Regions from separate parts of the Mus musculus genome. Here regions 1, 2, 3, 5, 6 and 7 are each linked to region 4. Evidence: chromatin loops called from intact Hi-C (ENCODE). Cell type or tissue: heart. All regions are shown on one strand. Region 1 overlaps Sgk1 (serum/glucocorticoid regulated kinase 1). Region 2 has its middle 75 kb from the start of Platr6. Region 3 has its middle 26 kb from the start of Gm33892. Region 4 has its middle 88 kb from the start of Aldh8a1. Region 5 has its middle 48 kb from the start of Gm34267. Region 6 overlaps 1700020N01Rik (RIKEN cDNA 1700020N01 gene). Region 7 overlaps Aldh8a1 (aldehyde dehydrogenase 8 family, member A1).

Region 1 (4,000 bases), 530 kb before region 4:
AAAGGAAGGGAATTCCTTCTGAGTCAACTCAAGTTTTGTCTAGTGTCTACTAGATATAAAGTGCTGAGTTCCGAGTATTAAGCTGGCCCCTTCCCTGGCTATCTTACAACCCCTACTGGGAAGAGAGGGAGAGAGAGAGAGAATGCGCATGCGTGCGATGGGGCTAATACTGGGCAGGTTAAGTAAACTGTAGTATACTGTGCAGAAGAAACCCACTGGAGAGGGTGGGTTCAATTTTCAGTACTTGAACCTGCCCTGAGATTCGAACAAGACTATTGAAAAAAGATCCAAAAGACTTATTTATAAAATTATAAAATGTAAAATAGCCAGTTGTCTCCTTTACTAAAGCTTTTGATAAGGCTTCTGACACAGAGAAGCCACGGTAGCTAAGCCTGCACGAGCAAGTCCACATATGTCTTAGAAGTGTTCTGGGCACGATGCTGTGTGTTACTCACCAGGCCGTAGAGCATCTCATACAGGACAGCCCCAAGACACCACCAGTCCACCGTCCGGTCATACGGCTGCTTATGGAGGACCTCAGGAGCCAGATACTGAAATGACACCAGAGAGAGGGGTTAGCTCTCAGAACCTGGCAGTCCGCACAGCAAACATGTGCTTTGAAAAGAGCCAGGGTCAACTGGCTCCCCTCCCCACCTCGTCTTGCGTGCGTGTGTGTGTGTGTGTGTGTGTGTGTGTGTATTTGGATTGCTTCTTAGTTAAAACCTCTGTGCTTTGTGATGTCCACTGGTCCCCTGTGTGTATACACCGGGCACTGCGTCAGACTGCCTACCTCAGGCGTGCCACAGAAGGTAGATGTTGTCCCGTTATGCTCAATATTCTCTTTGCAGAGCCCAAAGTCAGTGAGGACGATGTGCCCCTGGGAGTCTAGGAGAATATTCTCAGGTTTTAAGTCTCTGTAGGAAAAAGTAGTTACACAGGTAGGTTAGCTTGACTTCATGACAAACCCTCTGTAAAGATTGCTTGGGTATTAAGAAGATTGCTAATCCACTCCTGTTCCACAGCCAATCACAGAAAGGAGCCTTAGTTGGGCTGTTAGGATTATGCACCACCCTCTTGGTATGGGCAGTTGAGACAACTCACATGCTAGGGAATTGTTAGAGGTGACCAAAGTGCACATAATATCTCATTATTTTAGGACTCCAAAGGCTCAGCCTGGCCTCCCTCTCCAGCATTCAAGGTAGCTTTGAACCTTTGGCTCACCTATAAACGATGTTTAGGGAGTGCAGATAGCCCAGGGCACTGGCTATTTCAGCTGCGTAGAATCGAGCCCGTGGTTCCAGGAAGCAGCGCTCCCTCTGGAGATGGTAGAACAGCTGCGAGAGACAAAGAAACTGAGGCTTAGTGGGGTCGTTTAGTCAGGCCCGAAAGAGAAAGCTTGAAGGAAGTGGCCTGAAATAGCTTAATTCTGAGTAAGTTTCTCTCTCAAGTATCTTTTAAAAGCTCATCTCAAACCCAAACCAAGCAATGCAAACAGGAGCAGCCCCACTCCCACCATCAAGGTGGATGCCTCGGCTCACCTCTCCACCATTAATGTAGTCCAGGACAAAGTAGAGCTTGTCAGCGGTCTGGAATGAGAAGTGAAGGCCCACCAGGAAAGGGTGCTTCACATTCTTCAACAGAACATTCCGCTCTGACATAATATGCTTCTCCTAGGAGAGAGATGAGATTTAGTGGCAAATTCAGATTTCAACAGGGCAGCAAACCACAGGGTAGAAATTCTTCACCAGGCCTGCGAGCCCCGGCCACCAGGGGTCACCCTTACCTCTTTCTTCTTCAGGATGGCTTTCTTCTGTAAAACTTTGACTGCATAGAATACTTCTTCTGCCTTGTGCCTAGCCAGAAGAACCTGAAATGTCAAATCGGACAGTCATTTTTCTATCCTCATCCAGGGAGAAGATAAAAGTGAATGCATGAAAGAGTCGAGATGCAAAGTTTTCATCTTTTGGAAAAGATGAACTTTTGGTTGAACTTACCTTTCCAAAACTGCCCTTTCCGATCACTTTCAAGAAGTGAAAGTCGGAGGGTTTGGCGTGAGGGTTGGAGGACGGACCCAGGTTGATTTGTTGAGAGGGACTTGGCTAGAAAACAAAGCATCATCCTTTAATACGTACGCTGCACACAGCCTTACTGTTAACACATAAAATACCTTATGAAATATGTCTTTCAAAACATCCCAGTGACTCAGTACTTAAACACTTAAGCCACTTGTGATGTGACTAGACAATCCCGCCTTGATAGTTTTTACAAATACTGCCTTGACTAACCCCTACAGGAAAATACGGATACATTTATAATTTTCCTCCACAGTCAAGATATACTTACCGGAGGAGAGGGGTTAGCGTTCATAAGCTCCGGCTCCTGAGGATGGGACATTTTCAAAATGGACTGAACTTCAGCGCTGTGGAGATTAAAGGGCCATTTTAGAAACTCTTAAATTCGCCACCAGAGGGCACACAGACATAAGTTCTATTTCTGACTCAACCGTTCGGTATTTAAACCGAAAACATCCCAAGGAATTGCTTACAAAAAAAAAAAAAAAAAAAGGTAAGAAAATAACCCAGTTAAATACAAATTAAGGTTTGTTTATTGAGGGACGTGGATTTTGGTGAACATTCACGAGAATTAATCTTAAACCTCCGATCCAAACTCTACCCATAAATTAATAATGTTTAAAATGTTTCAAATAAGCAAAATGTTCAAGACCAGAAGAGATCTATCTACCCCGGAGGAAAGATCTCAGCTCCAGCACCACCACCCCCGCCCCATGAAGTCTTCGCTGCTAGTAAATTTAAACAATTCTTTCTATTTTCCCCAATAACCCAAAACTTACTGTTTGCATGCATAGGTGTTGCTGGCAATCTTCTGAATAAAATCGTTCAGGCCCATCCTTCTCTGTTTCATAAAAGCTATAATTTAAAGAGAGGAAAAGGGGAGATGGTTAGGGGGCTCTGTAACATCCGACGCCACACGCTAATCTGATCCTGAACCTTCAAAACCGATGCCGGCTCTCCTACACACACAAGTCCGGTGCTTTTCCAGCACTCACCGATGAGAATCGCTACCATTCCCCTCATTCTGGAGTAGGTAAGGGTGCTTCGAGCAGCCTCGGCTTTGACGGTCATCGTCCCGATGCCCGGAAAGAGCCCAAAAGAGACTGAGGGGAGCAGTGAAACCGGCTAAGACAACAGTGCGCTCCGGCCGCGCGACCGGCTTTATAAGCCCTGCGCCGCGAAAGGGCGGGGCCGGCAGAAGGAGGAAGCGGCTCAGAGCCGCCCATCTCCAGGCTCCGCCCGCCATGAGGCTCCACCCCCCAGCCCAGCCGCCTAGCAGGCTGTAGACTGAGTTGCGAGAAGATGGGCGACTGGCCACCGTGTCCTGAGTGAGCCAGGCGAGCCGCCCTGGGCAGGACCGAGGCTTCCGCGGGCTGCGTGAGCAGGACCCCGCACCGGGATGCACTCTGCCTCTGTCTGCCTGGGCCGGAGGAGGGCACTGGAGGGGTGGAGAGCCTCGGTGATTTTCCATTTCCTCTCCCGTGCTTCCCGAGTGGACACCGCAGTGCACGGTCACCGCCGACCTCTCCCCTCCTCGGTGTCCCGTCCCCGGCCCAACGCGCAGCCTCCAGGTTCCCGCGCTGTACCCTATCCCGATCTCCACGCACCCCGTCCCTAAGAGCCGGGCGGCGACACTTACCCAGTCCGCTCAGCAGGACGGACTCGCTCCTTTTCTGAGCCTCCGCCCGCTTTTTGTGGCGGGGCCGGAGCAGGGACTCGAGCCGAGCCCGAGCCAGCGCGCCCTGCATCTCGCCCATAGCTGCGGACCGAGGGGCGCACAGCGGGCGACGGCGACCGGCGAGCACTGACGTTTCCTTGAAGGAGCCGCCGTGACTCAGGCCGGCAAGATTTCCTGCCCCAGTCCCAAAACAAACAAATGGCCCTTGTGCACGGCCGAGTCGCTTCCGAAAACGCCTTTTTTGTGCTTT
Region 2 (4,000 bases), 320 kb before region 4:
AAGGCAACATTCTGTCCTGTTCTAATTCTAAGATATGTCCAATTCAGTGCAGGAGACCGACAATTCTAAGTCTGGGGTCGGGGGAGAACAATGCGATGTGTATGAAATAATTGCACTCTTTGCTAAGAACTCCATGGTAATAAATACATAAATATATAAAAGACTGGAAAGACAGTGAATGAGGCTCAATGTCCACAAAGATAGGCTTGCTTGCCATTGGACTAATGTGATCTTGAATCAGGGTAAAAAATGTACCCATGGTTAGTATTTTAATAAATTAATTGTGTGTGTGTGTGTGTGTAGGCAGGCACATGTGTATAGAGGTCAGACAGCAATTTGCAAGAGTCTGTTCTCTCTTTCTACCATGTTGGCTCCAGGCACTACTGAATTCGGGAACTCAGACTGTGAGTTTTGGTGGCAAGCCTCTTTTCCCTGCTGAACCATCTTGCTCCAGGATAATGGTTAGGATAATCTTCAAAAAAAATGAGAGTTCTCATACACCTTAAGAATTCTTCAGATTGTTCGTTTACCTTTGCTCGGATACGGAAGTATAATGGGGCTTTCTGTGGTTCCTTACTGGTGTCTTAGCTACAAGAATCCTTCTTTTTCACCCCTACAATTAGCTGCATACAGTTCAGGGCTTGTCAAGGTTTCCTTGTATGGCTGTAGGAATCTTGGCATCATCAGGAAATAAAGTAAACGACAAAATCAACCTTGAAGTATTAGCTATACACGGGCTGCCAGAGTCAAAGTTCATACATACAATTAAATTTACTTTTCGTTAAAACTATACCATTCTACATAAAAATTACTTTCCTCTGGATGTCTGGCTTTTACGATGACTTTATTAATTCTCCAAATACCCAGTGATTACTACATAACCATATTTCTCTATATATTGGATTGTATTAGATCAAATTGGTCCTTGCGTCAAGGGAGTTGGTAATCTGATGCAGAAGCTAGATGGAATTATTACTCTATAAAAATACCTTCTGGATCACCAGAATAATCTCAGATGATGCTGTGAAGAGGCATAAATATGAAGAGAAGAAAACAGGCAAAGTGATGTAAGGAGAGAGATCCAACGGAGTGCTCACCGTGAGTGATTTCATCAGCACGCAAATGTCACCCTGCCCCGTCTCCTCTCCAGTAGTCATTTGATGAATACTTCCTTCTACCCCTCTGTCACCCTCTCTCTTACTCATGCTGTTTACTGCTTGTATTCTTCACAACTGTCTCTGGGTCATAAAAATGATAAGCAGAGGCAGAAAACCCAGGGTGGTGGTGGTGGTGGTGGTGGTGGTGGTGGTGGTGGAGTAGAAGAAACCAATCTGTTTGTTCAGCTTTCCTTTGTTTGGTCCCTTGGGGCAGATGTCATCTGGTGGAAGGAATATAGAATGAAGTCATAGAACTTGGCGATGAATCTTCTTTTCTAAGGACTTTCTTTGACTTAAGGTGACTCATCGTTTTCCTGTCTCCAAATACGGCAAAATGATTGTCCTGGCAGATGCTGTTGTGTTAAGTGAGGAGCAGGAGGCACCTGCTGGATATGCACTTCATGTCAGGAAGCAAGGCTCCCTGCAGTCTGTCCAGTAGCAGCCCAAGCACAAAGCCAGCCTGTCCTCTAAGACGATGGCCAAGGCGGTGTTGTAGGAAGCAGTGAGGTTCTAGGGATGAAACGCTTCTTTTTGAGAAGCGTAGATGCTCAGAGTAAAAATTAATTATTTAGCTTGTGCTTCGATGAAAAAAGGATGTCAAGAAAATAATCTATGTGTTGAAAACATGTCGCCTGGCTAGAATCTGGGAGCATCGCTGACTCCTCCCCTCTCCCTCGTCGAGGCTCATGAGTTCTGCTTACTGAGCCCTGCCTTCTATCTCCTTGGCTCAGTCTGGCAGCATCTCCTCTGGCCTTGTGGCAGAAACCGTGTCCACCTCACCCTGAAAGCACTCCCTCATCCACAAGGCATTTATTAAGGACCGAATGGGCCAGGTGTTGTGGTATTCATACGAATAAGAGGCCCTCAAGGTGTTCACATGTCAGAGGACAGGGAGATAGCATATGCTTGTTAAACCATGCTGTGATTCAAGCTATAGGGATACATGGGAAATTACAGGTATGTGGAGGAAGGGCACCTAGTCTAGCCAAACAGTGGGCGTGCCTAGATGGGCCCATAATCTTCCTGTTGTGATAGGTGACTGACACATGAAGGCTGAATAGGGGTTGACTTAGGTCAGTCCAGGGGTCGGGATGAAATAGAAAGATCAATCTGTTGTTGCTGGTGGTTGAGAGGGTGGGTGTATTAGTGACTTCTCACTCCTGTGACAAAATGCATGACAAGAGGCAAAGGAAGGAAGGGAGGGAGGGAGGGAGGGAGGGAGGGAGGGAGGGAGGGAGGGAGGGAGGGAGAGAGGGAGGGAGGGAGGGAGGGAGGAAGAACAGAAGGGAGGGAGAGAGAAAGGATGGAAGGACAGACAGAAGGAGAGAAGAGAAGGTGAGTTTATTTTGCCTTATAGTTCAAGGGCATACATTCATCATGGGAAGAGGGGTGTAGAAGCAGGAGTGGGAAGTCGCTGATGGTCATATGGTATCTGCAGTCAGGAAGCAAAGTGTGATTATTTTCAGCTCACTTTCTCCCCTTTTATTCAGCCTGGGGCCCCATCCCATGGAATGGCACCATTCACACCTAGGGTGCTTCTTCCTACCCCAATTAACCTAATCTGAAAAATTCTGCCCAGAAACACCCTGAGGTTAGTTTCCATGGTGATTTTAGATGAGATGGCAATCACGAGATGCCAGGTCAGGGAGGTCTTACATCCCACGCTGTGCTCTAGCTGTGTCTGGCCAACAGAGATGGAGTGCAAACCACAGCGGGGAATTTAAAATTTACTAGCGGCCTCATCCAAAGAGCCGAAAACATGACACTCATCTGCAATTCTAGCTTCAAGAGGCTGAGGCAGGAGGATTTCAAGTTTGAGCTTGAGACCAGACTACATAGTGACTCTATTTCAAAAAGACAAGAAGAACAAGAAGAAGGAGGAGGAAGAGGGGGAGAAGGAGGAGGAGGAGGAAAAGGAGGAGGGGGAGAAGGAAAAGGAGTAAGGTAAAAGAGTAAAGGAGAAGAGGTAAAACTAATACTTCACTTCAGTTATATTCATATATCAGAAATAACTTCATTTTCGCATATATCTAACATAAAATCATGATAATGTGCTCCTTCTTCTTTTTATACTGTCTTTGAAACACAGTAAGCTTGATCCCTGGACTAACACTCTGTTGAGACAAGCCACATTGCAAGTGCCTAATGGCCTGCCCAAGAATGCTAATTCTAGGAGCTGCCCAGTGAAAATACTCAGGAGTCTCCGGCAGAGTAAAGCAAAGCAAAGCAATATTGTATTGTGAAGAAAGGAAACTCCTTTCATTTCCAGGCTGCTATAGCCAAGAAGAACACACAAGACTTCTGAAACAAGAATATACGTAGCCCTTCCTTGTTCTGGGGGCGGGAAGAGTAAGATCAACGTATTAGCTGGCTTGATTTCTCCTGAGACCCCTCTCCTTGGCATTAGGCATTTGGATGGTTTTTCTCCCCCTTACACCAGTGTTAACCGACCTGTGGGTCTCGACCCCTTGTGTGTGTGTGTGGGGGGTGAGTAGCCCTCTTACAAGGATTGCCTAAGACCATAGGAAATATCAGATGTTTACATTTTAATTCATAACAGTAGCAAAATTATAGTTACAAAGGAGCAAGAAAAATATATTAATGGTTAGGGTCACTACAACATGAGAAACTGTATTAAAGGGTCGTAGCATTAGGGAGGCTGAGAGCCACTGCCTTAGACCCTCACCCTGTCTTCCTTCTATGTGACAAGCCTAGATCCCATCTTTAACAGATGCCATTTTGCATAAAGGTCTCCCCTAATAAACTCACTTTAATTTAATTACATTATCCCTCTAATTACCTTTACCCTTAATTAAGAATTACCAGATAACCTTATACCAAGG
Region 3 (4,000 bases), 80 kb before region 4:
TCCGCTATCCTCCAACAGAAAAAAAACCACAAACTTTCGTTAACTTCTGGTGTGGGCCATGTGTCCTTTTCTTAATAGATACATTATTTTTCTTATTTGACTATGCCTTCCTCCTCTTTCAGTATTTAGAACACATTGCTTTATATTCTTCTTGTTTTATTTTATTTAAAAAAAAAAACCCACATTTCCAGGATTCCATTTGTCATTTTTAGAAACATGCCTTCTAACAATTGCATTACAAGTTGTCATGTGGCTCTATCATTTATGTCCCTGGTATTGAACATTGGTGGTGTTCCCAGTACCAAGACATGATGTCATGTGACTCTGGTTGGATGTAATTCATTCTGCATGTCTATCATTTTCCTTTAGGGTAACCTAAGAAATAGAATCTCTGAATCGAAGGACAATGCTTTTAAGACTTTTAAGAAAGTAAATACACTAAATTGCTCTTCAGAAAATTGTATTTATCTTTATCCTTGTCAGTATTACCTTCAGTGTCTCACAGGATATCAATATTTTACCTCTCTTGATTTGATGGGAAAAATTGACATCCTCTTGGCTCCCTCTTCATTCCTTTAATTATCAAGGAATGACCTTGAACTGTTTGCTTATTAGCCACTTGTATTTCTCAACGGTTAAGTATTTTTACCTAATATATATATATATATATATATATATATATATATATACATATATATATATATATATATATATTTGCTGTTTATAAGAGTCTGTCTTGTAATGACAGTAACAGTGTTATATGTGTTGCCAAAAGTATTCAACAATTCTGCTTATTGAAAACTGATTGACATTTTCATAGACATGTAGATGTCTGCATGCTCTTTCTTTACATTATCAATTGTAGCAATCTTCCCCTTGACGCTCCCTTTTTCTTTCTTAGAAAGCTCATTTCCATAGCAAGATCAAACAAACAACTTACTCTGTTTCAGTTTCTCTCCAGCTGTTTTAGTGTGTACAATGACTTCATTCACCTTGATCAATTTTTGACTTTGACATCAAGGAAGACTCTAGTAGTGTTTTCATACAGATAGTTAGCTATTTTTCTGGCATCGTTTGATAATTGTTCTCATTTCATTTGGGTTGTGAGGTAAGAATTGCTGCCAGAATGCATAGAAAAGCAGTTCTGAACTGAGATGAAAGCAGCTTTTCCTCCAGAACCCCCTGCTGTGGCTCAAGGTCGTCTTACCCCAGCCTCTTGATGCTTCCTCTCAAAGGCAGGCTTTAGTTCAGATCTGGTCACAGACAAATATTACCCTCATTGTTCAAAATTCAGTTCTGATTAAAAACAACAACAACAACAGTAACAAAACCAACCAACCAAACAAAACCCACCGTGCTGTGATGAAAAGAGGGCCATTCCCCAAAACAAAACCCAACGCTCCAAAATTGCTGAGATGAAAGCTGTCCACCTCCCATCCCTAATCGTGTTTGCTTTTGAACCACTTCACACTTTTTAAAAGAATCTCTACTCCTGTGATGTCCACGGTTGCCACACTATTCAAATCAATATCAAACAAAAATCCTGACGGGTCACCTAGGCTGCAGCCTTCTAAAATAGTGCTCTGTAATCAGGCGTCTCTCTGCAGGAAACAGGCCTTCCTACAGCAGGAAACAGAGGAAGCAGGCCTGGAGACAGCAATCCCAGGGCTTGCTTTTCTGGCAACCCCTGACTCAGGAAATCACTGAATTGAGTAGTCAATCTGTGGAGCAATTTACCATGTCATCCACTTCCCGGCAACAGATATTTGGAAGCATTTATAGTCTAATACAACTCTGTCAGCTCGAGGTTGCTGTTGCTTCTCTGCATGAGCTCCAGGGTCAGAGGTTTCTCTGCAGTTTCTCCACCACCAGGACTTTTCGGCTCCTTCCTCCCTGGCCAGGCTCCACCAGTCTCATCTTCCCTTTGATTTTAGTCTTGATCAAGCAAGTTCTTGTCTTAAGAACTAAATATAAATTGTGTTTGGGTGGGTGGAGGTCCCTGCAGTGTTTTCTATGGAAAACACAGTTGAGTGTGTGAAACCATGAAGATACACCTGAGTGCCCGAGCATCTGTAGTAGGGAGACCAGTAAACACTCATTGTGGGTGATAAGAATTCTGTACTGGAATGGACAGTTTCACGCGGCTGGCGAACATGTGTCCAAAAACCCTAAGAGCAAACAGGCATCACCAATACAGCAGGACCGTGCCTGTGCTACATGCATAGTTACATTATTACACCTGAGAACTACAGATAACTTAGGTCAATGTGAGGCTGCTCCCAGAGCTCAGCCTTTAGTCACAATGCTACTGTCTTGATCAGGACCCTGTGGCTGTAGCAACAAAACCCAGAAATGAGCGTCCTGAGCCACTGAATGTTGAAAAGGGGAAACTGAAGAAGACATCCTAAACACAGGGTACAGTTTCCAAAGGTGCACGCCACAGCTTCCTGAAAATTTAAGTGAACTTCTCAAGTTCTTTCCTGCCTTTGGCTCTTGCAGTCCTGTGAGGCCTTTTCCCAGTCTGTCAAGGATGGGCATAAGGAGGGTAAGTCTGATTGTTACAGTCCGCAGAGGCCCTCAGTGGTGTGGCTAAGATTCTGAATGCGACCCCCCCTCCCCAATCCCCAGTCTCGTATCACATTCTCTTCTCTGTACAGGTTCCAATATTCTCTATACCTCTTGTTCTCCTGAGGAATAAAGTGGAGATATTAAGATCTAGCTTTGTCAAGAAAACAACAAGAAATGACATTTGAGCATCTAGGAGAGTACTATGCAGAAGGAGCCATTGTTATTCTGGTAGGAAGCCTGTGTTACTCTCTACCTCTAGTCTTACTGTTACAAAGATGGGCTGTTTACCTGGACAAGGAACCTGGAGCTCACTCAGCACGTGAGTGAAATGTCACTCTGCATGCCTCCATGTGTTTCAATTAAATCATGAACTCCCCCAGATAGCCACTGTGCATTTATTTAATGTATTGCTTCAAGGGACTCATACAAAAATCTATGATTCTTAAGCATTGTCATGTTTTTTAACAAGAATCTACCTCCAAGTCGGGTTCTGGGTACTTGAGAATGAATTAAAATTCACAGGCAAATCCTAAAATAAGAGTCTATCAACTAACAGGACACAGCTGTTTCTCCCTACCTTGCTTTTCGTCTACTTTTCTGTGGTCTTACCCAGTAGAGGGACAAAACACACATGCCCTTCTGGAACCATGAATAAAACATGAAGATTGCTGTGTATGATTACAGGCAATTTGCTATTCAAATTCACTAATGGGGATATTCATCAGGGAAAGTATCCCCCAAACCTTCCTATTAGGAACTAAATCCCAATGGTTAGCATTTCAAAAACTACATGATTTGAATACATTTTTGAGCCAGCCAATGGAAAATTATATTGATTCTACATGTATCCAGCTTGTAGTTAGCTCAGTAATTCCTTTACTTTGTCCAGCACAAACTAATAGTCTCTTTTTCTTTCCCTGGTAGAAAAGTAGACTGTTTTTGAAGACTGCAGAGCAGTGGGTGGGGGAGAGTGGAGGAGAGAGGGCTGTGGCAGAACATGTAATTCACTCTGCATTGTGCAGCAGTGTTGGCAAGTGTGAAAGATTATACAAATCTTTGCTTCATAAGATCTGATTCGGGTAGAGGAAAAAAAAATCCTCCCCTACAACAGATATTAGTGCAGGGCTATATAACAATATAACCCCCTCTCTAAAACTTTGGATTGTATTATGGGCTTTTATAATACTTTTGTAACAGCACTAGGTGTGGTGGTATAAACCTGTACCCTCTGGAGGATGAGGGAGGATTGTGATTTAGCTTGGTATAACAGTGTGAGATGTCTATAAAAGAAGAGGAAGAGGAGGAGGAAGAAAAAGAAAAAGATGATGATAAAGGGGGAGGAGGAGAAGGAAGAGGACTAGGAAGAGGAGGAAGAAGAGGAGAAGGAAGAGGAGGAAAAGGAAGAAGAGGTTGAGGAAAGCAAGAGGAGGAG
Region 4 (4,000 bases):
TTGGAAGCAAAGGCCAAATTCCCATTCCACATTAATGAAACCTTGTTAGCTGTGAACACTGGAGCTGAACTGAGCTAGTGAGAGAGATGCTGGGCCATCGGTACAGGGGAGAGGGGTGGGGCAGAGGAGAGAGGGGTGGGGGCAGAGGGGAGAGAGGCAGGGGGCAGAGAGGAGAGGGGCAGAGGAGAGAGGGGTGGGGGCAGAGGGAGAAGGGTGGGGGCAGAGGGGAGAGAGGCAGGGGGCAAAGAGGAGAGGGGCAGAGGAGAGAGGGGTGGGGGCAGAGGGAGAGGGGTGGGGGCAGAGGGGAGAGGGGCAAGGGGCAGAGAGGAGAGGGGCAGAGGAGAGAGGGGTGGGGGCAGAGGGAGAGGGGTGGGGGCAGAGGGGAGAGAGGAGAGGGGCAGAGGAGAGAGGGGTGGGGGCAGAGGGAGAGGGGTGGGGGCAGAGGGGAGAGAGGCAGGGGGCAGAGAGGAGAGGGGCAGAGGGGAGAGGGATGGGGGCAGAGGGGAGAGAGGCAGGGGACAGAGAGGAGAGGGGCAGAGGGGAGAGGGATGGGGGCAGAGGGGAGAGAGGCAGGGGGCAGAGGGGAGAGGGGTGGGGGCAAAGGGGAGAGAGGCAGGGGGCAAAGGGGACAGGGGTGGGGGCAGAGGGGAGAGGGATAGGGGCAGAGGGGAGAGGGGTGGGGGCAGAAGGGAGAGAGGCGGGGGGGGGGCAGAGGGGAGAGGGGTGGGGGCAGAGGGGAGAGGGGTGGGGGCAGAGGGGAAAGGGGTGGGGGCAGAGGGGAGAGAGGCAGGGGGCAGAGGGGAGAGGAGTGGGGGGCTGGTGCATTTGGAGATTATTGCTATTTTTATCTTCTTAAAGAATGGGAACTTTAATATTTATTAAAAATAAAACTTTTACCATTACATTAGATGAAGAAAAGACAAAGTTGAAATCCAACATCACTTAAATGGAAAAAAAAAAAAAAACCACGAACCAGGATTGCAAAGTAGTAGACTTAAATATCTGTGCTTTCAAATTTTCTCTACCCCATCCCAGATTCATGTTGCCAAATTTCTTTAGATTTCTCCAAGTCTCTCCTCCTATTGAGGTGGCATTTTCATGGTAGGCTACGGGTGGGCAATCTTGTTTACAAGGGGCATCTGGTTCTTACAAATCCTGTAAGACAGAGCAGACAATCAACCTTCCAGCTGGCCAAGGGAAAACAGCCTGTCTGCACTGAACAGATCCAGGCTCCATTAATGACTAGCATCAAGAAGAGACAAGGAACGCTGGCCCAGAAATGTACGCAGCAACATGATTGGCCCCACTGCTGTATTCTTGCCTTGGCATAACAACCACAGGATGGAAAACATCTGGAGCAAGCCACCCTTCTTGGATCTCTGCTAGAGATGAAGGCAGGAAACAGCTCACACCGGAGCTAGGTGTCCGTGTCCATCAGTGATCACAAGAGGTTTAAGCAAGCAGAACTCCTGTGTGAAATTCCATAACTCACACAAGGAAGCCCAGGGTCCAGCTGACCCAGAGCCAAGAAGAAAGTTCTAGAACTAAAGAGGTATGGTTGCAGAACAGCTTTTCCCTCTGGTGAACGGTCTGTGAAACCTCTAAGACTCTCCATAGCTCTACCCTCGCTGAGCACATAACTGAGGTCTTACATGGGAACTGTGTAGGAAGCTCAAGAACATGCCAGTGCATACAGGTGTGCCAGTGTTCATCCGATCCTTGCCCAGTGTGTTTTCAGTCTAATTATCTAACTGAGATTTGGTTGAGGAGTGGCACTTGTGTGCAAGTGTCTGCTTGTTTGCTTATATAAAAAGGCAGAACGTGCCCAGCCTTAGCATTTTAAAGTTATAGATGCATATAAGAAAAGTAAATGGAGAAGTGTTTCAGAATCACCAATTGCAGGACCCCGTGTTTTACAACGGAGGAATCCAAGGGAAACTAAGGTGTCTTTCATTCTGGCCTTGCTCCAGCCACGGCAGGGCAAAGATGGATCCCAAGCAGCGACCTTAGACAGCACTGACCCAAGCTGCAGGCTGTCGGGAGTGGGGTTGGAGATGCGACAAGAAAGATTCACAGATGAAGAAACAGCGTCACCTAGTGGCGATCTATCCGTTTCCAAGCCATCTTGTGATACAAAAGCGCTCTCTTTTCTGTACCCCAATTTCCCAAGACAACTAATATTTCAGAATGTTTTATCTTCGCGGGCTCTCCAAAGCTCAAGTGGGTTGCCATCCAAAACGCGTTGCCTAACACGTTTCCCAGCCTCTTATGCTACTTTCCAGGGTCGACTCGGCAACTATCTGCTTCAAGGGCCGTGTCCATTTTGCTATCGATCTCTGTGTGCATCTTGCTTCAATTCCGGACATTGCCCGGGGCGGTGCTGCAAACAAGCATGTAGCTGTGTCTTGGTCAAGTTTATTTGTTAGCTCATCTTTCTTGTTCTCAGGTGTTTGCTGCTTTCACTGTGTTTGAGAGGCCAGACCTGTTCCCACATCAGGACCCTAACTTTGGAGATAGGAAAACAAAACAAAATATGTTGTTGATGTTATTTTTCTTTTTTTAAGTATGTGCAGCATCTCAGGGTGATGGGGAGGAGGAAGCCCAGAGTCAAGAGTTCACTGAGAGCATCCACAGAGCCAATCTGCCACCATCTTCATGAAGTTCACCTGTATAAACTTACAAAGGATCTCCACAGCTGGGCTTGTTGACTCTTCCCCGTCCCTCATAGAAGGATGGTCAGGGAGGGTCACAGGACCATCACCTGGGTATCCAGCAACTCCTTCCAATTAGGCGTATGCTAGTCTGCCCTAATTGCACATGACATCAAAGAAGAGCTTGGCGTTTATAGACTGGAAAGGACTGGGGAGGGGTCCCACCTATAGCCAAAGGGGCAGTTACCATTCATGTTGGATACAGATATTCCAGTGTGGTGGCTTTAAGGCTGTACATGATCCTGTCTCCAAACTCCATTGCTCTGTCAGTAAGCCTAATAAATTCACAGATTGCCCCAGAGTCAATATTTGGTGGATCCATGCCTCCCTTTGTCCTTTGGACCTCTGTGGGAAGGGTAGACATTGTTTCTATCTCCCCAAGAGAAGACATTTTAGCAACACTGAGAAAGAAGCAAGAGCCCAGGAGGAAGCCAGGAGGGAAATGAGACAGAAAAGCAATTTAAAACCACAGTAGGAAGATGCTGAGATGCTATTCAGAAGAACTTGGCCTCAGTATACAATTAGATTCCACCAAATTATGTACCACGGCAAAACAACTGCATGCAAGACTCCAGAAAACACAATACTTTACTCACCCTAACCATTTAGAACTATTTCCTCCACAAAATGGTCCCTTCATTTAATAGCTAGAAAAACAGGACCCCTGAAGATGAGTTGTTTGTCAGGATTGGGGTGAGACTTTGTCTACATTGGGTCTATTGTGTTCTAATAAAGAACAGTTAAGTAAAACAAGAAATATTTTTAGGAGAATAAATTAATTTCAAGCCAGAAACTCCCTATGGTCATTCAGTTTTGTCCTTACTTATCTGCTGAAAATACATTTGCATATCCACATTGTCTATTGTAATTATATCATCCCCAAACAGAATGAGTCTGATTTCTAAGTGAAATAACTATTTAATAGATGCTACTCTTAAAATATAAATATAAGAAATATAAATATTTCCAAAGTAGATGATTTCCAAAAATAAAAGGAAGCAAGCCATTGTGGGCTGAAAGCAAGAGATCACTTAAAACATCAGAGGAGCATAGCTGTATATGAGCTTCTGGAAAGTTCTGACTCTGCTGGCTTCATAAAAGTGTTAGCCCCATTAGTGTCGGAGGTAAAGATAGTCAACAGGCAATGTTAAAATGTATTTGTAAGAGGAGCTCAGTACAGCTGCAGTTATATATGGCAAGGTCATCATGAAGCTCATTATTTTAGATCCTAACTGAAGAATTAATGTAAATTTGTCTAATAAGACAATCATGACTAATTCTAAGGGTGG
Region 5 (4,000 bases), 540 kb before region 4:
GCTCAGTGACTGCGCTAACTACAGTGTCCACTGCTATGGTGAATCACTGTGAGCAAAACAGCAAGTTGGGGAGGAAAGGGTTGATTCAGCTTACACTTCCGCACTGCTGTTCATCATGGAAGGAAATCAGGGCAGGAACTCACACAGGGCAGGAACCTGAAGGCAGGAGCCTATGCAGAGGCCATGGAGGGATGTAACTTACTGGCTTGCTCAGCTTATTTTCTTATAGAACCCAGGACCACCAGCTAGGGATGGCATCACCCACAATGAGCCCTCCCTGTTTCATCACTAGTTGAGAAAACGCCTTACAGCTGGACCTCCTGGAGGCTCCTTCCTCTCTGATGACTCTCGATTGTGACCAGTTGACATGAAACAGGCAGTACACTGACCTTGGCCCCCAAGAATGCTCTCTTCCAGAGCCCAGAGTGAAGCCTTCTGGAGCTTGGTCCTCTCGCCGGCTCTCTGCTAGCATATCTGAGACGGATGGTCTTTCACAGACCAATAGATTTGCTTATATTTATTATTTATGTATTTATTTCTCTAGGGTGCTCACACACGCACCATGTCACGTCACACATGTTCAGGTTAGAGGACAACCTGGGAGATGAGGTTGAGACATGGCGGCAAGCATCTTACCCACTGACTCATCTTGCTGGCCCTAGACTTTGATTTTGAAGAGCCCAGAGCCAGGAATCACAAGCTGGAAGTCTGGGGCATTGATCTCAGATTCTTCCCCATGTTGAATCACTAAATGTATGAGTTTAAGTCCCATATACAATAGAAAAACAGTTGCAGATAACCTGTGCGCATTTCTCATACACTATAAGCGTCTGTAGGTAACTTGGAGTATCTAACACAAAACATCGGCTATGCAAACAGTGTCTACGTATTCCTTCAGAAAATGGTTAGAAACCCTATAGGTGGAACAACATTATGAACTAACCAGTACCCTGGAGCTCTTGACTCTAGCTGCATATGTATCAAAAGATGGCCTAGTCGGCCATCACTGGAAAGAGAGGCCCATTGGACTTGCAAACTTTATATGCCCCAGTACAGGGGAACGCCAGGACCAAAAAGTGGGAGTGGGTGGGTAGGGAAGTGGGGGTGGGGAGGGTATGGGGGACTTTTGGGATAGTATTGGAAATGTAAATGAAGAAAATACCTAATTAAAAAAAAAAGAAAATGGTTAGAAACACAAATCTATGCAAGTTCAATACTGGCACGCTGTTTTTCCAAAAAAATGTCTTTAGTCCTTGATTGTTGAAGCAGAATCCAAGACTATGATTCTGGCTGCTGTTGCTTTTGAAGAGGCCCAGTTGCTATAGGGACTGCATGAGCCATGCCCTTGGCCCCTAGTGTGTGTGTGGGGGGGGGGGGACGGGGGGGGCGGGGGGAGTTGCACCTGCCATTCTCCTTCTAGGCTTACTTCTTTTCAATCTCCTCACGTCACACCAGCGTGGTAGCGCAACTGAAACACCTTTTGGCAATCAGAGCTTCCTTCTAGTGACACTTGGCTTGCACTTTCCTGCTTTCCCAAATCCTATTAATATAGCATCCAGCCAAGGAGGACTCACCCAGTTGGGCATCCTTGAGAAGTCCTTGGTGTGAGGAGCCAGAAGGAAAATGACAAGCCCGTAGCCAGATTAAGCTTCAGTATAGTGAAATAGCAGCACGAACAGAAGTGGGCAGACACCTCCCCAAGCCTGCATGCGCTTAAGGTAACAGAGCTGCTTAGATTCTAGGAGTCGCCTGAGAAGAATCTTAGACTCCTAACTCTTTGTGGGGAAATGAAGAGAAAATATTAACAGTCTTAGATTTTCGGAGGCAAGAGAGAAGACCAGCGTTTGAGACCAGCTGCCCGCCTTGAATTCTGCTTCTGTTCTAGCGCATGAACAATCACTTGTCCTGTTTGTGTTGTTGTCCCCGGTACAACCACCAGATGGCAGCACGAACCTAATCCCTCAACACGTTACTGCTTCTGCGCTGCTGAAGCAATGGCGCCCTTTAACCTTGCCCTCTCTTTTCGGATGTTTTGGGGGGGCGGGGGGGGTGTATAAACCTGTATAAGCTTAATTAAAAGATTCTATTATAGGGACTGTGGGTGTGACTCATCTGGCTAAGTACTTGCCTGACATGCACGAAGCTAAAATCTCCAGTCCAGCAAAATCGGGCAGGGAAGAAAGAGCGAAACCTCAGAGGCATTCTTAGCTACACAGAATGTTTAAGGCCATCCTAGGCTACGCAGAACCCTGTTTTAAAAATCAACAACCAAACCCAAACACACGCACACGTATACACAAAGCAGCATTCATGTACGGACTCATACTAGCACAAACGTTCACACACAGACTCATACACAGGCTCTCACACACTCACACTCACAACCACACACATGCACACACTCACAATCAACACCCACCAAAATTCTCACTCACAGACCCTTGCTCACACTGGCTCAGGCACATTCATATGCACACACACACACACACACACACACACACACACACACACACATTCGTACACCAATACTCAAACACACATCAACACACTCTTTCAGAACTGGAACAACAACTTTTGATATATTTCCTCTGCTCTGAAAGTCTGCACAGGAAGACAGTTGACAGTGACATAGCTTAGACAATAGTCAAGTTTAGTTCCATGTCCCCCACTCAATAGTTATGAGGCCTAAGAAAGTGCTAACATATACTTCTTCCTTTACCTGGACAATTAAATGTATAACATCTGCCATAGCCTAGCTGCAGAGGATACTGAAAATGTTGTAGTCACAGAGCACTTTTTAAAAGACAAAACCCTGGGTGCTAGAGAGATGGCTCAAAGGTTAAGAGCACTGACTGCTCTTCCAGAGGTCCTGAGTTCAATTCCCAGTAACCACATGGTGGCTCACAACCATCTGTAATGGGATCTGATGCCCTCTTCTGGTGTCTGAGGACAGCTACAGTTTACTCACATATATTAAATAAATAAATAAAATTTTTAGTGAATATCTTGTTTGTATTCAGAGGCAAGGATGGTTCGGTGGATAGAGTGTTTGCATGCAAGCCCGAGGTCCAGAGTTCTATGTCCAGAACCCACATAAATGTTGGGTGAATATGGTTGGTGGCCAACCTGCAATTCTAACACAGAGAAGGGTCTCAGAGCCACTGCCTAGCTAGTTTAGTCAACGTGAGTAAGCTCTGGACTCAATTGACAGATCCTGCCTCAAAAAATAAGGTTGCATACAATTGAGACAGATCTCCAGTTTCCTCTCAGGCCTTCACATACACATGCGTACATGGTTCATATGTTCTTGTCTATAGCCACATACATGTAAACACACACACACATGTACAGGAGATCCCCAGGCTGGAGAGATGGCTCAGTGGTTAAGAGTTCTAACTGAATAGTGAATCCTTTTCCTAAATGATCCAAGACCACATGATAGGATATAATAGTTGGTCGTGGCTAAAAGTTAAAATATTTACATTTTACAGAAAATAGTGAGATCCAAGAGATAATGTATAAGTGGTGACAGGCTTCAGACCTGGGTGTTTGGAGTCTGAGCCCCACTGTTGAGAGTGAAAAAGAGCAATCAATGTACTGGGGGCAGGGGGACCTCTCTCCTCTCGGTGCTGACTTCTACAGAGGAGCGTCCAGTTTGACAACATGAGCTGCCCTCCAACACACTCTTGTTCATGGGGAAGTTCGACTTCTGCTGAGCTGCAGTAAATAAAACATTCTCATTTCCAGAGACAAGCGAGGTAAGAAAGGGTGTTTGCATGATCACTTGACTGTCACACGTCTCTATGACTGGACTGAAGCGTTCCTGAAGGTGAGGCCCACATTTTATTTTAGTCACAGTGCAGGGTTCGACCTTCAAAAGCACTCACCAGATTTATTTTGTATTGATCTGGAAAGAGCACGAGAGGCTGAACCACAGCAAAAGGAGCTTCAAATGTGGACTCGACCATCTGAGTGCCCGAGAAGATCAAGAGGGAAACGG
Region 6 (4,000 bases), 140 kb before region 4:
CCCTTATAGAGGCAGGGCAGGGTGGATGGGATAGGGGTTTCCAGAGGGGAGACCTGGAAAGGTGATAACATTTGAAATGTAAGTAAAAGAAAATATACAATAAAAGAAAAAAGAAAAATAAACCCCGGTTGTTGCTTGAAGCACTCTTTTCCCTGGGAGCATGTGCGCACTGGGGACAGTCTACCATTCCTTCAGTTCACTGAGTTTACACTTCTCACCAGTTCCCATAGCCTGAGAGCCCCTAGGGAACATAGCCCCAAGCAGAGATAATTGGAAAAATGACAAAGATCTCTTCCTTGCACACTGACTCAGATGCCATCCGGGTCGCTGTGGGGAGACACAGACCTACTTTTCGTCCTAATTATCTTATCCATGGAGAAGCTGGTGGTGAAGCCCATGTTGAATGAAGCCCCTTAGCGGTCAGCAGAGCACCTGAGCAGCACAGCTTTATGGGAATATGTGACCCTTTGGGTGCCGACAGACCAGGTTCAGGGTCTTGTTTAATTGTGCCCTAGATCTGTTACTATTTGAAAGTCACTTCGTTTCTCTTAAGCCTCAGCTTCTTTATGTGTAAAATGGGAATAACATTTACCCTACATAACTACGGTATGTGAGATGTTTAGCACAGTTCATAGTACATGGTAAGGACTTGCTAGGATTACAACCGAATGCAGAATTGGCCTCAAACACAACAGAGTTTACATTTGTGTTGTTAGGAATGGTACAAATGGTAACATCAGAATAGTAGAAATGCACCTAGAAGATGCGGTGTTGTTACATAGACACAAGCAAACACTGCGGCAGAAATGTAGGGTACCTGTGCAGGGACAAAGTGCTTGGAAGGAATAGTGTCCCACTAGAGATGGCAGACTTGTTTTCACATCTGGGACCACTTTCCCAAGTCTCCTCCCCTACATCTATGAGGAGAATGGGATAATAGGAAGCCAACACAGGACTGCTCTCAAGTGTAAACGCAATGATGCTTAGACAGAGTCCCTCAGTGTTAGGCCTACGGCTACTCTATTCCATTTCCATAAGTGATGCTCGTCTATTTTTATTGTGCCTGTAGTCACTTCATCTCTATCTACATACTTCTTATGTCCACGCCTATTCCTATTCCATCATCAATGCATCTAGAGAGGAGAGCTTGTGTCTCACTTTAAACTGTGTCATTTGCTTTTAATGGTGACAGTGACAATAATCACAGTGAGACATTGCCTTAGTCATTTGTTTTAAATACTGTTTGAAAGTTTAAAGGCATCTGCGCAGTGTGGTACTTGTAAACATAGCTGGCTCTTGTCGTTATGCTGGATATACAGGCCTCCATTTTCTTTCTCATGGTCATGCTGAAGTACCCTAATGACACATAGGCCATATTGTTCACACAAGGCTTCTCATGACAGAATGATCGGCACAGCCTTACTTTCCTAAATAGTTTGCTGATTCACTCGGTCCATTTTTAAACACCAACAGATTGGCACTGATGACATCTGCTAATTATTTGATTTTCCTCGTGACTGGCATAGGACTGCTGTCTGCAGCAATCACTGTAATATGACCGGTGTGAGGTTTGCACCACCCAGTCACTCCATGACCAATTTGCAGTAATGAGTAGCCTTGTCTATTTTTCTGTTTCCCCTAGAGGTATCATTATTTATTATGTGTTGCAAACACAGCTTCCAGAAGTGCAGCAAAAACCCAGCAACACCTAACTCCAAGTGGAAATCTCACTGTGTTCCTAGTAATGGTTTATCAACTCAGACGGCCTAGGCCTGCCAATAACACAGTTAAGATTCCAGCATCTCTCTGGTTCCGCTCCCAGTCCCCATCCTAGCAGGGAACAGTCTTGGAAGGCTGCTGAAGACCCTGTTTTCTAGACTATGTGTCCCTTTTAGTCCCTGAGACTAGAGTTAAAGATTTTGAGAAGTCCTTTGAAATATGTTCTGTTGATGTTTCTAAACCATTATCATGAACCCCCACGGCTTCAGTGACCCCCGATTGAGGCAGCTTCTTGAATTCAGAGAGCATTAAATCATACCTGTAATCTCAGAGATCTGCTGGCTTGGTTTTGTAATGCTTCAATAAGATGAGAAAAGCGATGGCCTGCACATGTGGTATGACCTCCCTCATTAACTCAATGTGAAGGTCAAAGGTCAAAGCCCATGGACAGTCACCATTCACTGGCTTACCAAAAGAAATGTAGGAAAACGTTCCCTTGCCCCCTAGTGCCCACAGCCTGCTATTGCAAGCAGGTGACTTGGCTCAGAGAACTTCCAAACAGAAGTGAAGGGATTTATAGGTCTACCACTAAGGCACATGGGAAAGTCAAAATTTCGATGGGCTTGTCACACCATGTAGAAGCTAAACTCCAAGTATCAGGTAAACAGTGGCGGAACATCACTAAGGGCCGTAAATTCTCAGCCCCTTCGTGGAGAAAAGCATAAAACAAGCTCTGATTCATTTTTACTGACCTGGGAGGCCCCTGGGGTACAGCCTGGGCCACTGTTTAATAGTCTCTCGATTATGCTAGATTATTTCCCACCTCAGTAGGCTGAAATTTGCTTCTCCCACTGTTTAGAACTTTACCCCACACCCCCACTAAAGCCTCTCTCCCATATGGCCTTTAACAGAAGGGGCTCAACTCAATCTTGTGAAACCACCTTCTCCTTCAAGGCACTCAATCACGGCTAGCTGAATGATTAAACTGTTTTTGTTTTGTTTTTTTTTTTCTGTTCTCATCTCCAATTCTTACACATAGTAGGAGGACAAAGGTCTATCTCATAATGAATGAATGAACTCTAAGTTGAAAACAGACCAATCTTAAATGCAGCAACCCTTCTACTAGGTTTTCAGTCAATCCAGTCTACTAGGTTTCCCGAGCTAGGATGCAGTATAATTCAGAGATCAGCAGAGTGTGGAGAGAAGAGGTGTTAGGAAGGGCAGGGTGAATCAGGAAACACTTCTGTAAACCTCTCTAAGTATAGAAAGAGCAGGAATTCTTTCTAAAGCCCACTTACTTTTCCTATTCTACTTAGAACATAATTCTACTCCAACACTCTGTCTGCACTTTGGACAGACATTAGATGGTAGGTCAACCCACCACATTGCCTGACTGTGTGTGAGGGCCTCTGTCTGTGGTTCCGTTCTCTATACTCCTACACTGGACATAAACTCTAGTGTGCTTTTCCTTTTACAATGGAGGCAATGAGCACAAACAGATCTGAACCCATTGTGCACTGTCACACAGAGGTTAAGAGCAAGCCCGGAGCTGCTCCAGAGCAGCAATGCAGGGAAATGCTCAGCCTTTTGGTAGTTTTGCAGGGCCCACAACTGACCACAGACCATTGGCTGAAATCATAACAATGGGCAGTTTACCTTTGTAATGGCCAATGGGGAAAAGAAAGACAGGAAAAATCCCAGAAGGTTGCTTTGAAGGTCTTCTTCTTGCTTGGTGCAAGTGGAATGTGAACTTGAGATAACATCAAAGGTAGCTCAGAGAGTACTTCCCCTAGAAACCAACCCAATTCCAACCAATGCTGGAAACTCTGTAAGGTCCAGACAACGCAGGCTACTTATGATAGAGCTTGAAAAAACGAAAGGAAACAGACAGTCAGTACTTGTGTAAGTCTCCCTAGATGGAAGATATCAGAAGGGAGGAAAGGTGAGAAACAGAAACCACATGCGAATCCCATTAGTCTAACAACACAATGATTTCTTACTGAAGTCCTTTTACCAAATATTTAAGATTGATTGACAGTGTACTGAGTTCTGTGGCCATGACAGAATAAAATGAAGCCCCTGGTCTTTGGGACTTAACATATCAAAACCAATGAAACAAACAAACAAAGAGAATTTGGCAAAGACATAAACAGGATAATCCCAAAGTCTAACAAGTGTTATAGGAGTGGAGTAGCCAGAGTAGTTGGAGTAGCTGAAGTAGCTGGACAGAGTGAGTAAAGTAGATAGTTGTTTTATATCTGTGCTGTCTCATGCAGTAGTC
Region 7 (4,000 bases), 82 kb after region 4:
GGGATGGATATTTAAACCTCTTGAAAATGGCTGAATCTATTAAGCATAGTTCCACTACACTAACTCTAGGAATACCCAACTTCCAAGGCTGACTGGTAGCTCAAACTTAAATTTCAAGTGACTTGATGATACTATCTTGAACTAGTCGGTGCCTTTGATGTGACCTCTAAGCCTGCAATATTTACTACAATGCTCTCAGCCTATGGGGTGATGCTGTTCCATGGTGACACCCCTATGGGGTTAATAGAAGAGAACCCTGCTGTGGATGAAGGCATACCTAGGAAGTATCAGGCTTACAAAATGGCAAGACAGCACTGGAGTCAATTTAGCTTTGGGTGAAGATTGCTTCTAACAAGTGTGCCCTCGCTCTGAGTCTTCTCCCTGTCCCCACATCCTGTTACCTGCTTTATCCAAGAGTTTACAAAACATCCAGGCAGTCACAGAAGTCATCTCACTGGGCTTGGCTATCACGGTATTCCCAGCAGCGATGGCCGGAGCTATCTTCCAGGTCAGCAGGTAGAGTGGTAAATTCCAAGGGCTGATCAAACCAGCTACAGGGTAAGAAGAAAAGCACAGTTCTCATCTGCCTCAGAGACAGACAGCTGGGTGGCATTCCTCACACAATTCTGTCCTGCTCAGAAAACCCAAACTTCACTTTAAGCCAACCTGGCAAGTTATTCTCAAACACCTTGCAAGCAATTCACCCCATACAACAGCAAAGTCGATACATTTTCTATCCTCTTCATAAGCTACAGTTATAATTAGGAGCCAAGACAATATGAACTGCAGGGCTGAAGGCTGCCAGTAGCTTGCCAATGTGTTCGGAATAGAATGCATATTGAAACCTGTAGCCTGATCTTTCCTTTTTAAAGAAAGCCTTCTCACAGGGCAGAATTAAGCTGTTTAGCTGCTGTTTTCTGCTGGGCTCCCCCACCTCTGTCTCTAGCCTCCTGACACTAAGACATTAAAGCTCAGACATTGCTGAATTATGCATTCAACAGGCACAAAATAATTGTGACTATTCGACTAGGGACTGGCCAATGGTTACGTTGATGGACTCTGACATACAGACTAGAAAATCCTCCCTGGCAATTGAGGAGGTCGAAAATAAAATCCAATATAGCAATCTTTGGACTTTGTGACACAAAATTATGATCTACCAAGTTTATACTCAAGAACCAGGCAATCAGTTTACTTTAAAATGACCCAAAGGGGCCAGGCAGTGGTGGCACACGCCTTTAATCTCAGCACTTGGGAGGCAGAGGCAAGTGGATTTCTGAGTTCGAGGCTAGCCTGGTCTACAGGACAGCCGGAGCTATACAAAGAAACCCTGTCTTGAGCCCCCTCCCCCAAATGACCCAAAGGATCTCATGATGTTATAAATAACTTACAATTTTGTATATTATGCCCATTCACAGCTATCTTGAACCACAAGTTGGAAATGGCTGAATGTATCTCACTGAAGTATTTTTAAAAAGATTTATTTATTTATTTAATGTATATGAGTGCTGTATCTGCATGTACACTTGTGTACCAGAAGGGGCATCGGATCCCATTACAGATGGTTGTGAGCTGCCATGTGGTTACTGGGTATTGAATTCAGCACCTCTAGAAGAACAGCCAGCACTCTTAATCACTGAGTTATCTCTCAGCCCCCTCTATGAAATATTCTCAAAGTGTCCAGTTTCTATCCTTAGCCTACACAAATATGAGGTCTCCCTTATGATTTGAAAAATAGATTTATTCTATTTTATATTTTTGCCCTGTGGAAATAAGTATATTTTATTATACTAGATTTCCCAAAGAAAAATCTGGTCTTTCAGAGTAACAAAATATATTCACAACAAAACATGTTCAGATGCTTCTTAGTAAATTAAAACTTCCCATGATGCCTTGGGAAATAATTTCTAGCAGGTTCAGAGAATCAAGAGAGTGAAATGTTTCATTTGCTTTCTTTTTGTAATCTGAATATTTGAGAAGAAAGGTGGTGTTTCTTCCCAGGGGAAATAGCGACATCTGCTGATTATAGTTATTTCGGACACTTAAAAGACAACAGCAATATCTACTGATTAGATTTAGCCATTTCGGGCGCTTAAAGGACACCAGCGACATCTACTGATTATACTTAGTCATTTCAGACACTTAAAGGATGAGGCAAATAAAATAATAACTTGGTTAACGCTTATTTACTAGACAACTGACCTTACTTGAAGGGCCACATACTTATTTATTGGGTTCTTTTTTTTTTTTTTTTTTAAGACAGGGTCTTGTGTCGTCCAGGCTGACTCCAGACTCACTATGCAGCCAAGGATAGATAACCTGGTACTTCTGATCTTCCTGCCTCCCCTAGCTTACTAATTTACTCAAATTTCTTATCTTAATGAATCATATAAATATGAAAGAGAACGAACGTCCCAGTTTTCAGAGTTCTGAAGTGTGCAGAGAATGCAACCCTGACGCCTAAACAGTGGCACTGTCTGGATTTGATGTTTTCTTATTCTGTTTACAAGCAAGAAAGCACTCCCGACATGCCCTCCTGCTATGATCTCCCAGGATGAAGTTTCTGCAAAAGGGAGACTTTGACACATTGAGAATGAACTAGATTCATTTTTAAAGCCAACGAATTTTCAGCAAAAGTAGAAAAACCGACCCCTTGTGTTTCCTTAGTCTGGCCCCTAGTAGTCAGTGCCTAGAATTTTCCGAACTTTCTGATACAGGTTCTCTTTGGATGCCACCTACCAATTCCCACCGGGGTGCGAACGGTGTAATGCATACAGCCCAGGTGGCTCATCTGTGTGCACTCCGATACGTGGTGCAGGTTGGAGGAAGCGAAGAACCGGAAGTTCAGAACAGACCGAGGAATGTCCATGGTCCTTGCCAGCGTGAGGGTTTTCCCTGTGGAAAATGAACAACATAAAATGCTGCCTGTGTGTTTCACGTGGAGTCGTCTGACCCTACGCTCAATACCAGCCCGCCCGAGGCACTTCTTCACCGCACTTGCATGGATCGAGTGATGAAATATTTGGGCGTGAGGTTGAGGTGGAGGTGGGTTTAAAATAGAGCTAGATCGTCTCTGTGAACACCTCAAGCTTTCATCATGAATGTACCAGATGCCACCGTTCCACACACACGGGCGTTAGCAGCTTTGAAACGACGGGGTTGGAAAATGACTGTGTGTGTCCTTAAACAGCCTCCAAACACACAGAAGCCATCAAAAGGCCCGGTTGAGAACACAGCACAGGATGCTGGGTTCCGCATGGAGTAGGAGGGTCCTTTCTTGAGCTTCTCCCAGGTGACCCTCAGTGATGAAATACAACCACCCACACAAGAACACGAAAAAAAGAAAAATTGACCTTTCCTTTCCTTTCCTTTCCTTTCCTTTCCTTTTTTCTTCTTTCCTTTGTGTGGGTCAGGTGTGGGGAGAGTGGGAAGGGGAGTCAGGCTATCACTGTAAGCCTGGCTGCCAGGATTTACAATCCTCCTGCCTCAGCAACCTGAGCAATGTGATGTCAGGCAAGCATCACCACACGGACTTTGAAGAAATCTGCTCTAAGGGCCTGTCACCGGATTCCTAACTTTAGGTTGGCTAATGGCAGGCATATTTCAATACTGCATGACTTTTCCTAAAGACATTATGAAATTAATGGGTATCCACGCTATCCCTCTGTCCTTTGGGAGGGAGAGAAAATGTGGGCTGAAATGCTGAAACACAACAGAAGCCAAGCTGCTCTTCACACTGTCTGTACTCGGGAACCTCTGACTAGAGCAGTGGATTGCATGGCCACCCCTAGGTCCTCCTGTCTCCCCAGTCCATACTTTGCTGTAGACTCTTGTAGCTCCTTCCACCAAATAGGCAGAGTGTATTCTCCCACCATGTCGCTTTGGGATCAGCCCCTGACTTATTGCAGTGGGGCAGAGCATATCAGCCACAAGACTTGGCCTTCTTCTCATGCTTTCGCCTCCATCTCTGCTATTGCCTTGAGAAGCAAGCGTGTAAGCT

What was found. Hi-C counts contacts between places; a loop is a spot of excess contacts. Peaks named below come from ENCODE experiments on the same cell type or tissue, not always from the same donor. Only the 100,000 strongest peaks of a DNase experiment are listed, where the experiment ranks them.
Region 1: it touches region 4 in a loop (7-fold over the local background); 41 of 42 quality-filtered maps call a loop at or near these places.
Region 2: it touches region 4 in a loop (5-fold over the local background); 4 of 42 quality-filtered maps call a loop at or near these places.
Region 3: it touches region 4 in a loop (2.2-fold over the local background); 4 of 42 quality-filtered maps call a loop at or near these places.
Region 5: it touches region 4 in a loop (5-fold over the local background); 27 of 42 quality-filtered maps call a loop at or near these places.
Region 6: it touches region 4 in a loop (3-fold over the local background); 19 of 42 quality-filtered maps call a loop at or near these places.
Region 7: a loop joins it to region 4, with 5 times the contacts of the local background. A loop is called at or near these places in 23 of 42 quality-filtered maps.

Annotation. Positions count from the first base shown.
Region 1 is chr10:21,993,893-21,997,892 of GRCm38, reverse strand. Sgk1 (serum/glucocorticoid regulated kinase 1) reads right to left here. Exons shown (of 14, transcript NM_001161845.2): 4 at 2,852-2,927; 5 at 2,344-2,419; 6 at 1,995-2,099; 7 at 1,784-1,867; 8 at 1,539-1,670; 9 at 1,222-1,334; 10 at 791-914; 11 at 456-551. Among named protein-coding and RNA genes, the nearest start is that of Gm34267, 63 kb to the left of the region's middle. In heart, CTCF peaks have their summits at 1,760 (motif pointing right) and 2,463 (motif pointing right); DNase peaks (open chromatin) are centred at 652, 1,762, 3,292 and 3,882; H3K4me3 peaks cover 2,452 bases; H3K27ac peaks cover 1,381 bases.
Region 2 is chr10:21,781,181-21,785,180 of GRCm38, reverse strand. No RefSeq gene overlaps it. Among named protein-coding and RNA genes, the nearest start is that of Platr6, 75 kb to the left of the region's middle. In heart, a CTCF peak has its summit at 1,546; a DNase peak (open chromatin) is centred at 1,510.
Region 3 is chr10:21,543,328-21,547,327 of GRCm38, reverse strand. No RefSeq gene overlaps it. Among named protein-coding and RNA genes, the nearest start is that of Gm33892, 26 kb to the left of the region's middle. In heart, no CTCF peak of the experiment used is centred here; a DNase peak (open chromatin) is centred at 1,667.
Region 4 is chr10:21,463,620-21,467,619 of GRCm38, reverse strand. No RefSeq gene overlaps it. Among named protein-coding and RNA genes, the nearest start is that of Aldh8a1, 88 kb to the right of the region's middle. In heart, no CTCF peak of the experiment used is centred here; a DNase peak (open chromatin) is centred at 2,039; H3K4me3 peaks cover 430 bases; H3K27me3 peaks cover 259 bases.
Region 5 is chr10:22,008,265-22,012,264 of GRCm38, reverse strand. No RefSeq gene overlaps it. Among named protein-coding and RNA genes, the nearest start is that of Gm34267, 48 kb to the left of the region's middle. In heart, CTCF peaks have their summits at 1,921 (motif pointing right) and 2,942 (motif pointing left); a DNase peak (open chromatin) is centred at 1,934.
Region 6 is chr10:21,599,349-21,603,348 of GRCm38, reverse strand. The region is part of intron 2 of 1700020N01Rik (RIKEN cDNA 1700020N01 gene); the gene reads right to left. Among named protein-coding and RNA genes, the nearest start is that of 1700020N01Rik, 8.2 kb to the right of the region's middle. In heart, a CTCF peak has its summit at 2,231 (motif pointing left); a DNase peak (open chromatin) is centred at 2,228.
Region 7 is chr10:21,381,187-21,385,186 of GRCm38, reverse strand. Aldh8a1 (aldehyde dehydrogenase 8 family, member A1) reads right to left here. Exons shown (of 7, transcript NM_178713.4): 3 at 2,740-2,895; 4 at 402-551. Among named protein-coding and RNA genes, the nearest start is that of Aldh8a1, 5.9 kb to the right of the region's middle. In heart, a CTCF peak has its summit at 2,074; no DNase peak of the experiment used is centred here; H3K27me3 peaks cover 1,095 bases.